Regions from separate parts of the Homo sapiens genome. Here region 1 is linked to region 2. The links are chromatin contacts, found by POLR2A ChIA-PET in ENCODE. All regions are on one chromosome and are shown on one strand. The core of a region is the stretch at or near the end of the contact, and the rest is flanking DNA. Distances in the headings are between cores, read along the strand shown. Region 1 holds the start of PAGR1 (PAXIP1 associated glutamate rich protein 1). Region 2 holds the start of PDPK1 (3-phosphoinositide dependent protein kinase 1).

The links. ChIA-PET counts read pairs that join two places held with the same protein, here RNA polymerase II (POLR2A).
Region 1: POLR2A ChIA-PET joins it to region 2 with 14 read pairs in BJ. The contact joins the promoter of PAGR1 here to the promoter of PDPK1 in region 2. POLR2A ChIA-PET finds 5 or more read pairs at or near these places in 2 of 52 experiments (BJ and H1).

The regions. Positions count from the first base shown.
Region 1 is chr16:29,814,843-29,821,533 of GRCh38, forward strand. PAGR1 (PAXIP1 associated glutamate rich protein 1) reads left to right here and starts at 1,310. Exons shown (of 3, transcript NM_024516.4): 1 at 1,310-2,165; 2 at 2,368-2,450; 3 at 4,713-6,691. The coding sequence starts at 1,684. The coding sequence ends at 4,912. PRRT2 (proline rich transmembrane protein 2) reads left to right here. Exons shown (of 4, transcript NM_145239.3): 4 at 1-1,039. It overlaps MVP-DT (MVP divergent transcript), which reads right to left and starts at 5,525. Exons shown (of 4, transcript NR_186424.1): 1 at 5,342-5,525; 2 at 4,698-4,759. It overlaps MVP (major vault protein), which reads left to right and starts at 5,620. Exons shown (of 15, transcript NM_005115.5): 1 at 5,620-5,668. RefSeq lists enhancers at 20-649, 542-761, 1,012-1,261, 5,264-5,333, 6,025-6,591 and 1 more and a silencer at 1,452-1,621.
Region 2 is chr16:2,535,340-2,542,013 of GRCh38, forward strand. PDPK1 (3-phosphoinositide dependent protein kinase 1) reads left to right here and starts at 2,682. Exons shown (of 14, transcript NM_002613.5): 1 at 2,682-2,797. The coding sequence starts at 2,774. RefSeq lists silencers at 2,189-2,498, 2,609-2,818, 2,829-2,958 and enhancers at 3,077-3,777, 4,841-4,930.

The sequences.
Region 1 (6,691 bases), core at 60-2,559, about 27 Mb after region 2:
CTGGTTCCAACCTCCCTGCACTAATGCCTGCATCCCCTCCGGCCTCTTGGCCCCCTATCCCTGCACTTCTGGAAACCTCCCTGCACTCTGGAAACCTCCCTGAACACCTCCCCAACTCTGCGCTCTCAGCCTCCCTGCATCTCTCCTGGCCTCCCTGCACTTCTTCCAGCCCCCCAAATTCTCTGGACCTCCACCCTGGCCGCCTCCTCCCAACTTTCATTGTCTTGGCATCTCTCAACCCTCAGTCCTCTCTTCCTTCCCTTCTTTATCATCTCCCCTTTCCTCTCCACGTCCCGCCCCCTTCCTCTTCCTGCCTCCTCATCTCCCTTAAGCATCCTCTTCTCCAACCTCCCGTCACCGTTTACTCTGCAAAATTGACAGCACTTAGACGAGGCTTGGGGGCAGGGAGCAGTGTTGGGAGAGGGCTCCCCAACCCCAGGCTCGGACTGTTCTCTGCTGGGACCACCCAGGGTCGGACACCCAAGGGTGCCTGGCAGGTCGCAGAGTTGGCAAGCCGGGCCTCGTATGGGGACTCGGGTGAGGGTGGCGAGTACTGGTTCCGAACGCACGCAGGGGAGAAGGGAGGGACGCGGCGCTGACCCTTCCAGGTCAGCTGGAGTTGACCCGCCCACCTGGGCTTTTCAACCCCAGTCCGCGAGTTTCTTTCTTGAAGGTGTGGGGGCTAGATTCATTCACGTGCTTCGTAATGAAATAATCCAAAAAATAGGACCAAAGCGCCCACTGGCAGGAGCGAGGGCGGGGCGCCGCGCTCTATAATTATTTTCTAAGATGATGGGGGAGGTTTGTTGCACGCGACAGCCCGCTGAGGAGGCGGGGACCGAGCTACAACGCGGTTCGGATTTGGCGGGGGTTTTTTTCCTTAAAAAAAAAAAAAAAAAAAAAAAAAAAGTCTGGGGGAAGAAAAAAACTAAAATTCTTAAAAAAAAAAAAAAAAGGCTATTATCAAACTGATTTCTCCCTTTTTGTATGCCGGATGCTGCATGAGTCTGAAACACCAATAAACGGAGACTGCATGAGACTCGCCTCCAATCTCGGTTGGTTCCTGCGTTCGTCCCGCCGGCCCGGCGGTGCTGCCTTTCTGGCAGAACCTTACTGGGTGGTATACGCATGCGACTTCCCGGTGGCCATCTTTACTGTGGGCTGAAGCCTGTGCGCTTACTCGCGCATGTGCAAGCCTTCCCTCGCTTTCCTCTTCCAAGTAGCCTTGCCTAGAGCGGAGCCTCCCGCGCCATTTCTGTGCGCCTGCGTAGCGTGACCCTGCGCAGCCTGGGAGGCGGGTCTTAGCTCCAGGTGCGTACGGCATCTGACTTGACGTGGCCCACAACTGAAAGGTCTGGGGAGAAGGCGCCGTGTCCGGGTGTGGAGAGGGGCGTCGTGGAAGCGAGAAGAGTGGCCCGTCCCTCTCCTCCCCCTTTCCCTCTTTCGGAAAGTGGTTTCTGCGGGGCCCGGGAGCCTCGGAGTACCGAACCTCGATCTCCGGGGCGGGGTCCTTGGTGGGGACTGAGCGCCCCCTCCCGGGGACGGGCGGTCTGGCCGCGGAGTCCCCTGCGGGAGCGTGATTGGCTGGAAACGGTCCCGAACCCCCAGGGGAGCCCGATCCCTGGGGGACCCTGGCTTCGGACTCCAGTATCTGTCGTCGCAGGGTCCCTGCCCTAGTGGCCTATGTCCCTTGCTCGGGGCCATGGAGACACTGCGGCCAGTACGGCGGCGCCTCTGTCTGAAGAAGGGGAAGTGACCTCCGGCCTCCAGGCTCTGGCCGTGGAGGATACCGGAGGCCCCTCTGCCTCGGCCGGTAAGGCCGAGGACGAGGGGGAAGGAGGCCGAGAGGAGACCGAGCGTGAGGGGTCCGGGGGCGAGGAGGCGCAGGGAGAAGTCCCCAGCGCTGGGGGAGAAGAGCCTGCCGAGGAGGACTCCGAGGACTGGTGCGTGCCCTGCAGCGACGAGGAGGTGGAGCTGCCTGCGGATGGGCAGCCCTGGATGCCCCCGCCCTCCGAAATCCAGCGGCTCTATGAACTGCTGGCTGCCCACGGTACTCTGGAGCTGCAAGCCGAGATCCTGCCCCGCCGGCCTCCCACGCCGGAGGCCCAGAGCGAAGAGGAGAGATCCGATGAGGAGCCGGAGGCCAAAGAAGAGGAAGAGGAAAAGTAAAGGCACACCCTTACACCTTGTCCCGGGGCTGCTCCCCTGATGGCGGGAGGAAATAGGGAGGGGAAAATGTGGGACGCTGGAACCTTTGAAAGTGGAGGGAGGGAAGCCAGCGGGGGAGGAGGAACGGGCAGGGGAGAAGCACACGTGTGGGTGGGAGGGAGGACCGCCCTCACCCTTAACTATGTTCACCTGTCCCAGACCACACATGCCCACGGAATTTGATTTTGATGATGAGCCAGTGACACCAAAGGACTCCCTGATTGACCGGAGACGCACCCCAGGTACAAACGAAGAGGAAACAGTTGGGGGAGGTGAAGGGCCTCGGCTCAGTTACCCAAGATCGGCTCCCCTAGAGGCCTTTGCTTGCTGCCTCAGCTCCCACACAACTTACAGCTGCAGGAGAGAGTATTCACCCAGTAGCACCATCTTTATGACTTAGATTACTACCTTGTCTTCCTTTTTTTTTTTTTTTTTTTTTTGAGATGGAGTCTTGCCCTTGTCCCCCAGGCTGGAGTGCAATGGCACGATCTCAACTCACTGCAACCTCCGCCTCCTGGGTTCAAGCAATTCTCCTGCCTCAGCCTCCCAAGTAGCTGGGATTACAGACGCATGCCACCACTCTGGGCCAATTTTTGTATTTTTAGTAGAGACAGGCTTTCACCATGTTGGCCAGGCTGGTCTTGAATTCCTGACCTTGTGATCCGCCCACCTCAGCCTCCCAAAGTGCTAGGATTGCAGGCATGAGCCAATGCGCCTGGCCCCTTGTCTTCCTTTAAGAGACAATTATAATACAAAAAATTAGCCGGGCATAGTGGCGGGCACCTGTAGTCCCAGCTACTCAGGAGGCTGAGGCAGGAGAATCGCTTGAGCCTGGGAGGTGGAGGTTGCAGTGACCTGAGATCACACCACTGCACTCCAGCCTGGGCGAGAGAGTGAGACTCCGTCTCAAAAAACACAATTACAGATAATTCTTTTTTTAAAAAAACAACTAGTCATTGATTCTGGAAAATTACAGATAATTCTATCATGTTTCCCATTCCCAGAAGTCCAAGTCCTGGCCTTTCAATATTATCTAGATCTGCATCCCTCTACTACCATGTACATTCTTTAATCACACCGCTGGCCCCATTTCCCACCCCACATGCCTTCCTAGAATTTACCCTCAGAGTCATGCCTTTCCTTTTTTCTTTTTTTTGAGGGGTGGAGAGACAGAGTCTTGCTGTGTTGCCCAGACTGGTTGGTCTCGAACTCTTGAGCTCAAGTGATCCATCCGCCTCGGTTCTCAAAGTGCTGAGATTACAGGCATGAGTCACTGCACCCAGCCTAGAGCCATTCTTGATTTCTCTCTCTTTTACCTGAACATTCACACCAGCAGCAAGTCTTGGTAGCTATAAGATGTACATTTCCAAGTACCTCTGCTAGTCTCCACTTTCAATACCACATCCCCATCCAAGCCACTGTCTTTCTTGCCTGGATAGTTGTAGTAGCTCCTAACTGGGCTCTCTGCTTCCAGCTTCTGCAATTCAGATGAACCTTTTAAAACATAAATCATATCACTTTTTTTTTCTTTGAGACGAAGTCTTTCTCTTGCTCAGGCTGGAGTGCAGTGGCATGATCTTGGCTCACTGCAATCTCCACCTCCTGGGTTGAAGCGATTCTCCTACCTCAGTCTCCTGAGTAGCTGGGATTACAAGGACACGTCACCACGCCTAGCTAATTTTTGTATTTTCTAGTAGAGAGGGGGTTTCGCCATGTTGGCGAGGCTGGTCTTGAACTCCTGACCTAAAGCTTCCCAAAGTGCCTGCCTCAGCTTCCCAAAGTGCTGGAATTACAGGCGTGAGCTGCTGCACTCAGCCATAAATCGTGTCACTTTTCCACTTAAAATTTTCCAAGGGATTCCATCTTGCCAGGGAAGAGCATGTCAAAGGAGAATCCAAGCGCTTTTCCCGCCACCTCCAGTTCTCTGCACTCTTTTTTTTGTTTTTGTTTTTGGCGAGTAGGGGAGACGGAGTGTAGCTGTGTCACCGAGGCTGGAGTGCAGTAGTGCGATCTTGGCTCATTGCAACCTCCACCTCCCGGGTTCAAGCGATTCTTCTGCCTCAGCCTCCCAAGTAGCTGGGATTACAGGCGCCCACCACCACGCCCAGCTAATTTTTTGTGTTGGCCAGGCTGGTCTCAAACTCCTGACCTCGTGAGTTGCCCACCTCAGCCTCCCAAAGTGCTGGCATTACAAGCGTGAACCACCATGCCCGGCCTGCACTCTTCTTTGAACAGAACTCTGTTCTTGTCCTGGGGCCTCTACCCTTGCCATTCCCCTGCCCAGTATGTTCCTCCCTGTTCTTCACATTACCTGTGCCTTCCTGTCAATCAAGATCTTTGCTTCTCACCCTCTCTGAGGTCCAACCCTGAACCTCAGGTCCTCCAAGACAGAGGCCTGGGGACCTGCATGTTTAACCAGCTCCCCAAGTGATGAGTGAGGTCCAGGCAGGTATGGTGTACACCACCTCCATCCCTTCCATGTATCTTACCTTCCTCTTCTCCAGGAAGCTCAGCCCGGAGCCAGAAACGGGAGGCCCGCCTGGACAAGGTGCTGTCGGACATGAAGAGACACAAGAAGCTGGAGGAGCAGATCCTTCGTACCGGGAGGGACCTCTTCAGCCTGGACTCGGAGGACCCCAGCCCCGCCAGCCCCCCACTCCGATCCTCCGGGAGTAGTCTCTTCCCTCGGCAGCGGAAATACTGATTCCCACTGCTCCTGCCTCTAGGGTGCAGTGTCCGTACCTGCTGGAGCCTGGGCCCTCCTTCCCCAGCCCAGACATTGAGAAACTTGGGAAGAAGAGAGAAACCTCAAGCTCCCAAACAGCACGTTGCGGGAAAGAGGAAGAGAGAGTGTGAGTGTGTGTGTGTGTTTTTTCTATTGAACACCTGTAGAGTGTGTGTGTGTGTTTTCTATTGAACACCTATAGAGAGAGTGTGTGTGTTTTCTATTGAACATCTATATAGAGAGAGTGTGTGAGTGTGTGTTTTCTATTGAACACCTATTCAGAGACCTGGACTGAATTTTCTGAGTCTGAAATAAAAGATGCAGAGCTATCATCTCTTAAAAGGAGGGGCTGTAGCTGTAGCTCAACAGTTAGGCCCCACTTGAAGGGAGAGGCAGAATTGTACTCACCCAGATTGGAAAATGAAAGCCAGATGGGTAGAGGTGCCCTCAGTTAGCACCTGTCCCATCTCGGGCCCTCCAACTCCTCCCAGTCCCACTCCAGTGCAGCCAGCTGGCTCCAAGGTAGAAACCCATGAGCACTCAGGGAGCAGTGTGCCTTCAGCTGCAGCAGAAGCAGCCCGGAGGATAAAATGAGAACCAGCTGCACACGGGCCCTTTAACTCCCAAGCCCCACCCCTGGGCTTGGCCTGCCTTGCCCTGCCGGGAAGTGATCCCCAAGGCAGGGTGAGAGTTCCCCATCTGAGGCGTTTGTTGCAGCTACCTGCACTTCTAGATGTGAGTACATTGTACTAGCCCCCCAAACCCCAAATCAGGGGCAGATCTTTGTATCCCTTGAGGCTCTCTTTAGTCCTGTCTTGCTTTGAAGGGCCTTGCTTCTGCTGGGGCAGGGAAAACATGTCTGAATCAGAGTGGGGAAGGAGGATGGGTGGTGGCTTTGCTTTTGGAGGTTTCACTTTCCAATAGTTGGGAGTCTTCTGGGTTTTGAAGTAAAGGCAGATTAACACCAACACCGGTCCCCCACCCCCCTGCAACTCTCAGGCCTCTCTCTGACTTCAGGGTCCCACCTGGGAAATCAGGTGGGGAACCTTACAGGGTCATTCAGACCCCATCTTAGCCCTAGATCGGTGCTTGCTCTACTCACCTGCACTGTCCTGGGGACCTGGGCTCTGGCCTGTCACCTTGAGCTCCAAGAATGTGACCTGTACCCATTCAGGCCCCTTAACTCTGACAGATGAGGGTTTCTTACTCCTCCATGCAGGGCTGGGCCAGCTGTTGGTCTCAGTCGATCATTCAGGAAGTCATTAGCAGAGTGATTTCCAGAAGGCGTAGAATTTAGTGACCAAGGTTCTTTCCTTTTTGGGAGGAGAAAGTGAAAACTAGGATGCTCAGCTGGACCCACCAGCCTGAGATTCTGGGGATTTTAGAGCTGTCCCTTGGGGAGCCAAGCACTTGGGGGTGGAGGTGATAGCGAGGCTGATGGCCCCTGTGTTCTCAGCTCTCTGCCTGGGTAGCCCCTGGGTGATGGGGGAGAGGCCAGCTGTCACGTGGGGTATCAGGTGGCTCTGCCAGAAACTCCCTTGGCACACAGAGCACTGGGTCGGCCCTCGGGTGTGGCTGTTTGGGCAGGACAGCCCTCTGTATGTAGCCTTGAGCAGGTAGGGGGGCCACCTTGAGTGGGTGGCCCAGAGACAGCCTCAGGGCTCCAAGGTAACGGGGTGCTCAGGTTATCTTGGGTGCTGCCCTCCCAGGTTCTGGGGGAGCAGAGGCTGGGCGCTGGCCCAACTTACAGGAAACACT
Region 2 (6,674 bases), core at 1,432-3,931:
TGTCCTCAACTAGCTTGAAGGGGGGCCCCCAGGAATGGCCCCTTCTGGATTTCATACCCTTGTGTAACCTTGTTTCACTTTTTAAAAGATTTTATTTAAAAAGTTTTTTTTTTGTTAGAGACAGGGTCTCACTTTGTTGCCCAGGCTGCTCTCAAACACCTAGCCTCAAGCAGTGCTCCTGCCTCAGCCTCCCAAAACACGCCCGTTCACTTTCTACCAGGGTTGTGTGTGACCAGCAGATGTGTTGGAAGTGATGGTGTGTCACTTCTGAGGTTAGGTCATTAAAGACGCAGCGGCTTCTATCTTGTGTGTGTTCTCTTTTTCTTGGGCCACTCGCTCTGGGGAAAGCCAGCTGCTGGGGCTTGAAAACACACACGCCTGGGAAGAGGCCGCACTGGTGAGGGACGGAGGCCTCCAGCCCACAGCTGTGGGAACGTGGGAATGAACCTTTTAGGAAGTGAATCTTTCGGCCCTGCTCTAGCCTTTAGATGACTCAGTCCTGGCAGCATCTTGATGGCAACTTCACAAGAGAGCCTGAGCCAGACCACCCAGCCTGGCCTCTCCTGGATTCCAGACCCGCAGGAGCCATGAGTTTCTTTGTTGTTTTACACATCAAAGTTTTGAGGCAATTTGTTACACAGCAGTATATAACTAATACACCAGCTGTAGGGCTTTGGGCACGTTCCTTAGCCTCTGCACCCCCGTTTCCTCCCTCGTGCCATGAGCATTGTAGAGGCGAGTGAGGAACACGTAGACGCAGCACAGTGCCACGCACATGAGGCAGCTTTCCAGCCCCTCCCGGGATGGTTGTGGTCATTTTCTTGCCCCTCCCTGGATGGACCGTGACCTCACAACGTCAGGCCAAGTTATTGCATTCTTGGCCTGAGGTCATCCATTGGCCATAGACAGAGGTTCTCGGCAGGAAAGGGTGAGATAAAGAGAGGGGTCAGTCTCTTTCCTCCAGCCCGGGTCGGGAGAACCGTGCTGGGCCAGGTGAGACATCCGCTGTCTGTGCGGTGTCCTGGGATGAGCCACTGGACCTGACCCATGGGGAGATTTGTCTGTGTCGCCAGAGGGCGAGGGGTTTCCTGGTCTAGCTTGCCTTGGGCTTGGCCAAGCATTCTGGCTGCCACTGGGGCCCCCAGGACAACTGAGAACTGTCCTTTCTTCTTTGACCTTCAGCTGCCCCTCTCTCCCCTGTCCCCTGGTGCCTGCTCAGATGCTTTCTTCTTGTGACCCTTGACCCTTGGCCCTTGGCCCCTGCCCCGAGGCTCCTCCACCCTGGGCTCCGTGTTCTAGAGTTCACTGTGTACTAGTTCCTCAAGCTGTTTGTCCTTCACTGCTTCCGATTTTTCTGTGCATTACTCAAGAACTGCATGGGCATGTGTCAGTATAAAAAAAAATAAAGTTGGCCGGGCGCGGTGGCTCACGCTTGTAATCCCAGCACTTTGGGAGGCAGAGGCGGGCGGATCACGAGGTCAGGAGATTGAGACCACGGTGAAACCCTGTCTCTACTAAAAATACAAAAAAATTAGCTGGGCGTGGTGGCGGGCGCCTGTAGTCCCAGCTACTCGGAGAGGCTGAGGCAGGAGAATGGAGTGAACCCGGGAGGCGGAGCTTGCAGTGAGCCGAGATCGCGCCACTGCACTCCAGCCTGGGCGACAGAGACTCTGTCTCAAAAAAAAATAAAGTTGGCCGGGCGTGGTGACTCACACCTGTAATCCCAGCACTTTGGGAGGCGGAGACAGACAGATCACTGGAGTTGGAGACCAGCCCCTGGCCAACATGGTGAAACCCTGTCTCTACAAAAAAATACAAACATTTGCCTGTGTGTGGTGGCACATGCCTGTAGTCCCAGCTACTCGGGAGGCTGAGGCAGGAGAATCGCTTCAACCCGGGAGGCGGAGGTTGCAGTGAGCAGAGATCGAGCCACTGCACTCCAGCCTGGGCAACAGAGCAAATTTCCATCTCAAAAAAACCAAAAACCCAAAACAAAAAAACACAAAAAAACATTATCGACATTAACAACTACAAGGCGCCCGGCTAATTGTATATTTTTAGTAGAGACAGGGTTTCTCCATGTTGGCAGGCTGGCCTCGAACTCCTCACCTCAAGTGATCCGCCCGCCTCGACCTCCGCCTCCCAAAGTGAGCCACCGTGCCCGGCCGTGAATGTGACTTGATAGCCCAGATTTCCTTCCGTGAACGCTTGTTAGTTGTGAAACTAGCAAAGTTGCGCCTCTGAGTTTACGCAGAGCCGGCTCCGGAATCCGAGTTCCGGGTTCGAGCACAGCTCCGCCGCTACCTCGGGCGTGACCTTGGCCGGAGCCTGGTCCCCTCTGAGCCTCAGTTTCCCGGTCTGGGATGCCGGAATGACAGCTCGCCCCCTGCCCCGCCCAGCCCCGCCCAGCCCCGCCCCGCAGGCCCTGGGATTGGTTCGCGCGAGGTCCCCCTCCCCAGGCGGGGTCGGGCCTCTCCCGCCCGCCAGGCCCCAACCCGGAAATGCAGCTGGAGCGGAGGCGGAGCCCACTAAGGCCGCGGCGGAGCGACGATGGGCGCGGCCAATGGGCGCGGGCGTCGGCTGCGGCGCGACGGAAGTCCTGCCCGGCGCCGCGCGGGGGCGGGGCGGCGCCGGGGGCGGGGGGCGGCGGGCGACGGGGCGGGCGCAGGATGAGGGCGGCCATTGCTGGGGCTCCGCTTCGGGGAGGAGGACGCTGAGGAGGCGCCGAGCCGCGCAGCGCTGCGGGGGAGGCGCCCGCGCCGACGCGGGGCCCATGGCCAGGACCACCAGCCAGCTGGTGAGCGCGCGGCGGCGGACTGGACGCGCCGGTTTGTTACCCTGCCGGGTCCGGCGGCCGCCCGGGTCCGGCGAGGCGGGGCGGCCCGGGGTCCCGAGGGCCGGGTGCCTCCTTACCTGCAGCCGGGCGGCCGGGCCGGGGATGGCGGGCGCCGGCCGAGGGCGCTGCTTGGCTGCGGCGGGGAGACCGGGCCTGGGTTGCGGCGGGCGGCGGCCTGGCCGGGGGCGCTGACAGACGCGCGGAGGGCGGGGGAGGCCGGGAGGTGTCACCCGGCCCAGCGGGGTGGAAGTGCCTGGAAAGTTTGTTTTCGGCTTGGCGCAGCCTGGAGCCGAGCCTCCAGGGTTACCTTTCGGTTCTGTCTGTAGAGGAACCGCCCTGGGCTTCCACCTGGAACGGGGTCCTTGGCGCCTCCGCCTGCGAGAGAAGCAGAAGGTGCAAGTTCTTGCTGAAAGCACCTGATGCTCCTGGGCCCCCTTTTCCAGATTCTTGATGACAGTGGTCGGGAAAACTCGCCTTTCACGGCCCGGCCAAGGGGCATTTGGGTGCTTTTGCTGCCCGTGGCTGTGCTCAGCGTTGTGGGAAGCCCCTGGGAGGCCGAATGTGCAGGATCACCGAGGGGAAAGTGAGCTTGACAGGTAGGAGGGATTTTAGGGGAAGGACCAAAACAAACCACTTGTTGGGTGAAATGTTTTGCTAAAAGTGTCGCTGGTGTTTCTATATTTTCTCTCTATCGCTAAAAGTATCCCTCGTGTTTTTATGTTTTCCATATGCTAAGTTCTACAGTCTGGGGACGACGGTTTAAAAATTTATGCCTTGTATGCGATGTGCAGTGGGTGATGGAAGAACGTCTACATGGCTTTAACATTTGATTTAAAAGGCAAATATTTTAAATGAAGGAAAACCCAAGAAATTTAATTGATCCCGTGTCTTCCAGGATGCGGCTTTTTTTTTTTTTTTTTTTTGATGGAGTCTCCCTCTCGACGCGCAGGCTGGAGTGCAGTGATGCGATCTCAGCTCACTGCAACCTCCATCTCCCGGGTTCAAGCGATTCTCCTGCCACAGCCTCCTGAGTAGCTGGGATTACAGGCGTATGCCACCATGCCCGGCTAATTTTTGTATTTTTAGTAGAGAAGGTGTTTCGCCATGTTGGCCAGGCTGGTCTGGAACTCCTGACCTCAAGTGATCTGCCCGCCTCGTCCTCCCAAAGTGCTAGGATTACAGGCGTGAGCCACCACGCCCGGCAGATGTGGCTTTTTGATAGGCGTTCTTGATCTTTTTTTTTGTGGGGCGGGGAGTGGGGGGTTGTGAGTCTGTTTGAGAACCTGAGGAAAGGTATGGGCCCTCTTCTGAGAAAAAGGCAGAGTGACGCTGAATTTTGTAACTACGTCAGGAGGCTCTTGAACTTTCTGCAGCTCACTCGTGGACTTTGTAGAGATGCGTGTTAAGGAAGAAGGTTCAGCTGAGAAAAATGTTGAAGGGATGCCTTTCGCTATTTCGACATGTGTGGCTGTACACCAGAGTGGCCCGGGTAACATAAAAACATGAATTAGGCGGATTGGCCAGGCTCAGTGGAGGCTGGGGCCGAGAGTTATGTCGAAGTTTGTGAGGTTAACCTGCACCCAGTGACAGTCATGGCGAAATTTGTGAGGTTAACTCGCACCCAGTAACGCTGTTCCAATGCAAGGTGTGTATTTGGTGTCATCCACGGGAAGAGGAAAGAGCAAATTTTCTCATGGCCTTGGCAGTTCCACATGATGGACATTTCATATCTGCAGTTTTCTTCGCATGAGATGGCTTTTTTGCACAAAAACACTGGAATCCAGTGAGCAAGAATGATAGAATGCAAGATGGATTTCCACATGAGGAAGTGTCACGAACGAGCGTTTTGCATCTGTCAGCTGGATTCCCCCATGTGTACGTATGTGAGAACATGCCGTGTTTCCTGTCTGTAATGGTAGAGGCAGCCCTGATCCTGGATTTTCACCTGAGGATGGATAGATCTTCAGGGTTCAAGTGGGTTTGCATCTGGACTTTAGGGTGGCCCTGTAGGCCCTGTGTGAGAAGCCCCCTTCCCAGTGAACTTTCCCTTGTGTGTCCGCGTGGACAGCCAACAGGGGGAGCAGTGCGAGCGTGAAGGCAGACAGTGGCCTGGCCCAGTCTGATGCTAAGTGGGCCAGAGGCAGTGAGTACCATTTCTTGATCTGACTACTCAAGACAGGCGCTTCCCTAGGTACTTTCACACCTCATTGCGAGGTAGGTGTTGTTCCCATTTTACGGGTGCAGAAGCTGAGCTGCAGAGGCGTTAGGTACCTGCCTCATAAGTGGTAGAGACTCCAGTGTCACCCTGCCCCTCACGTTCGGAGCCCCTGAGGGAGGGTCTGCCGGGCAGCTCAGCCCAGCACTCTGTAAGGAAATCTTCAGTGCCACTGCCCAGGATGTCTTCCCAGGGATTGGGCCTGAATGTCTTGACCATGCCGTGCTGGAGGTAGGAGGGGTGTCTTCATATGGAAGAACTGTACATATTTCTTTGGCAGATGGCTGAACTCTGTGACCCCGGGGCCTGTTTCAGCCTCCTGCTGTCAGAAAGCAGCTGTTTGGGAAGAGGCTGTGATTCGGCCTTGTTTGAGGGCCGATACTCTGAATGGGTGAGGCTTGAAATCCTCCCTTTGGAACAAAGAAACATGTAATGATTTTGCTGAAGGTAGAATTGGGGGACTAGGCAGAGTGGCCTCCTGCCCTCCCTAGGGTGGTTCTGTCTTTTGCAAAGGTGGCTGCATCCTTAGGGGAAGGTGAGGGGAGAAGCAGGGAGCATGGAGAGAAGTGGCTTTCGATTTTCTCTCTCCTTTTGGGGAGTTCCTCCTTATGTGGCTGGTCTGGTGCATAGTGTGATGTATTCCTGTACGCAACGTTGCCCTGACAGCCAGTCCAAGCTGAGTCTAGAGCTGGCAAGGTGAGCTCCCAGTGGTAAGAGGGAAGTGGTTTGTTCTGCTTTTCTGAGATGTGTTCTTATGAGAAGGATCCAGCAGCAGCCTGCAGAGATGTGGGGCCTGAAAAGAGGCCTTGGGCAGCTCTTCTTGACAGGTCTTGGCCCTCTAGACTGCCTTCAGCACAGTTTTGGGGAGAAACAGGGAGTGTTCCTTTTTCAGTCTATGCACTCATCCCCTGAGCCGCCTGACCCAGGGTTTAGATGCTCCAGGGCAGCTGATTGACACCGGTGGGAGACGGAGTCTGGCAAGCAGGTGATGAACTGGGAAGCGCTGCAGAAATGAGGGGGCAAGCGTGGCCAGTCCCTTCTGAGAGGATGTGTTTGGAAGAGAGTGGGCACTGGCGTGGCACTTTCCCCTTCTGAGGAAATGGACAGGATGCCACGTGGTGCTGCAGTTCTGTGTGGGGCAGGTTGTGGCTGCAGAGAAGCCCTGGGTGCAGAAACAGTCCCCCAAGCAGGTGCGAGGGCCAGGGTGCTCTATGCTGCTCCACACCTGCTGTGCGATGACATGTGGCCACTGGGCTGCCCAGCACAGTTGTTTAGAAAGCAGGTTCAAAGGGCAGTGTGCTGGGAGGAAGTGCTGCTGTGGAAACTGCAAGTTTTGGACATGAGTTGCTCAGGTCTTTTCAGCCGTGCATTCTTCTACAGCAGAATTGCATTATTCACTTGCTCAGTGTGATACCATGTCCTTTAAAAAATTATTTGAATATTGAGAACAGGTTGTATGTTCCGTCTCTAGCTGCTAGATCACAGGCAGGGCACATCTTCTCAAAGAGTAACAAGGCATGGGTTGTGTGTGTTCTCTTCTCTTAGTGAGGAGAAAGGCCTGTTTGGGTTCATGATGATTGTTGGGGTCTCTTTTCTGTACCTGATGTTGGTTGCACAAAGTCC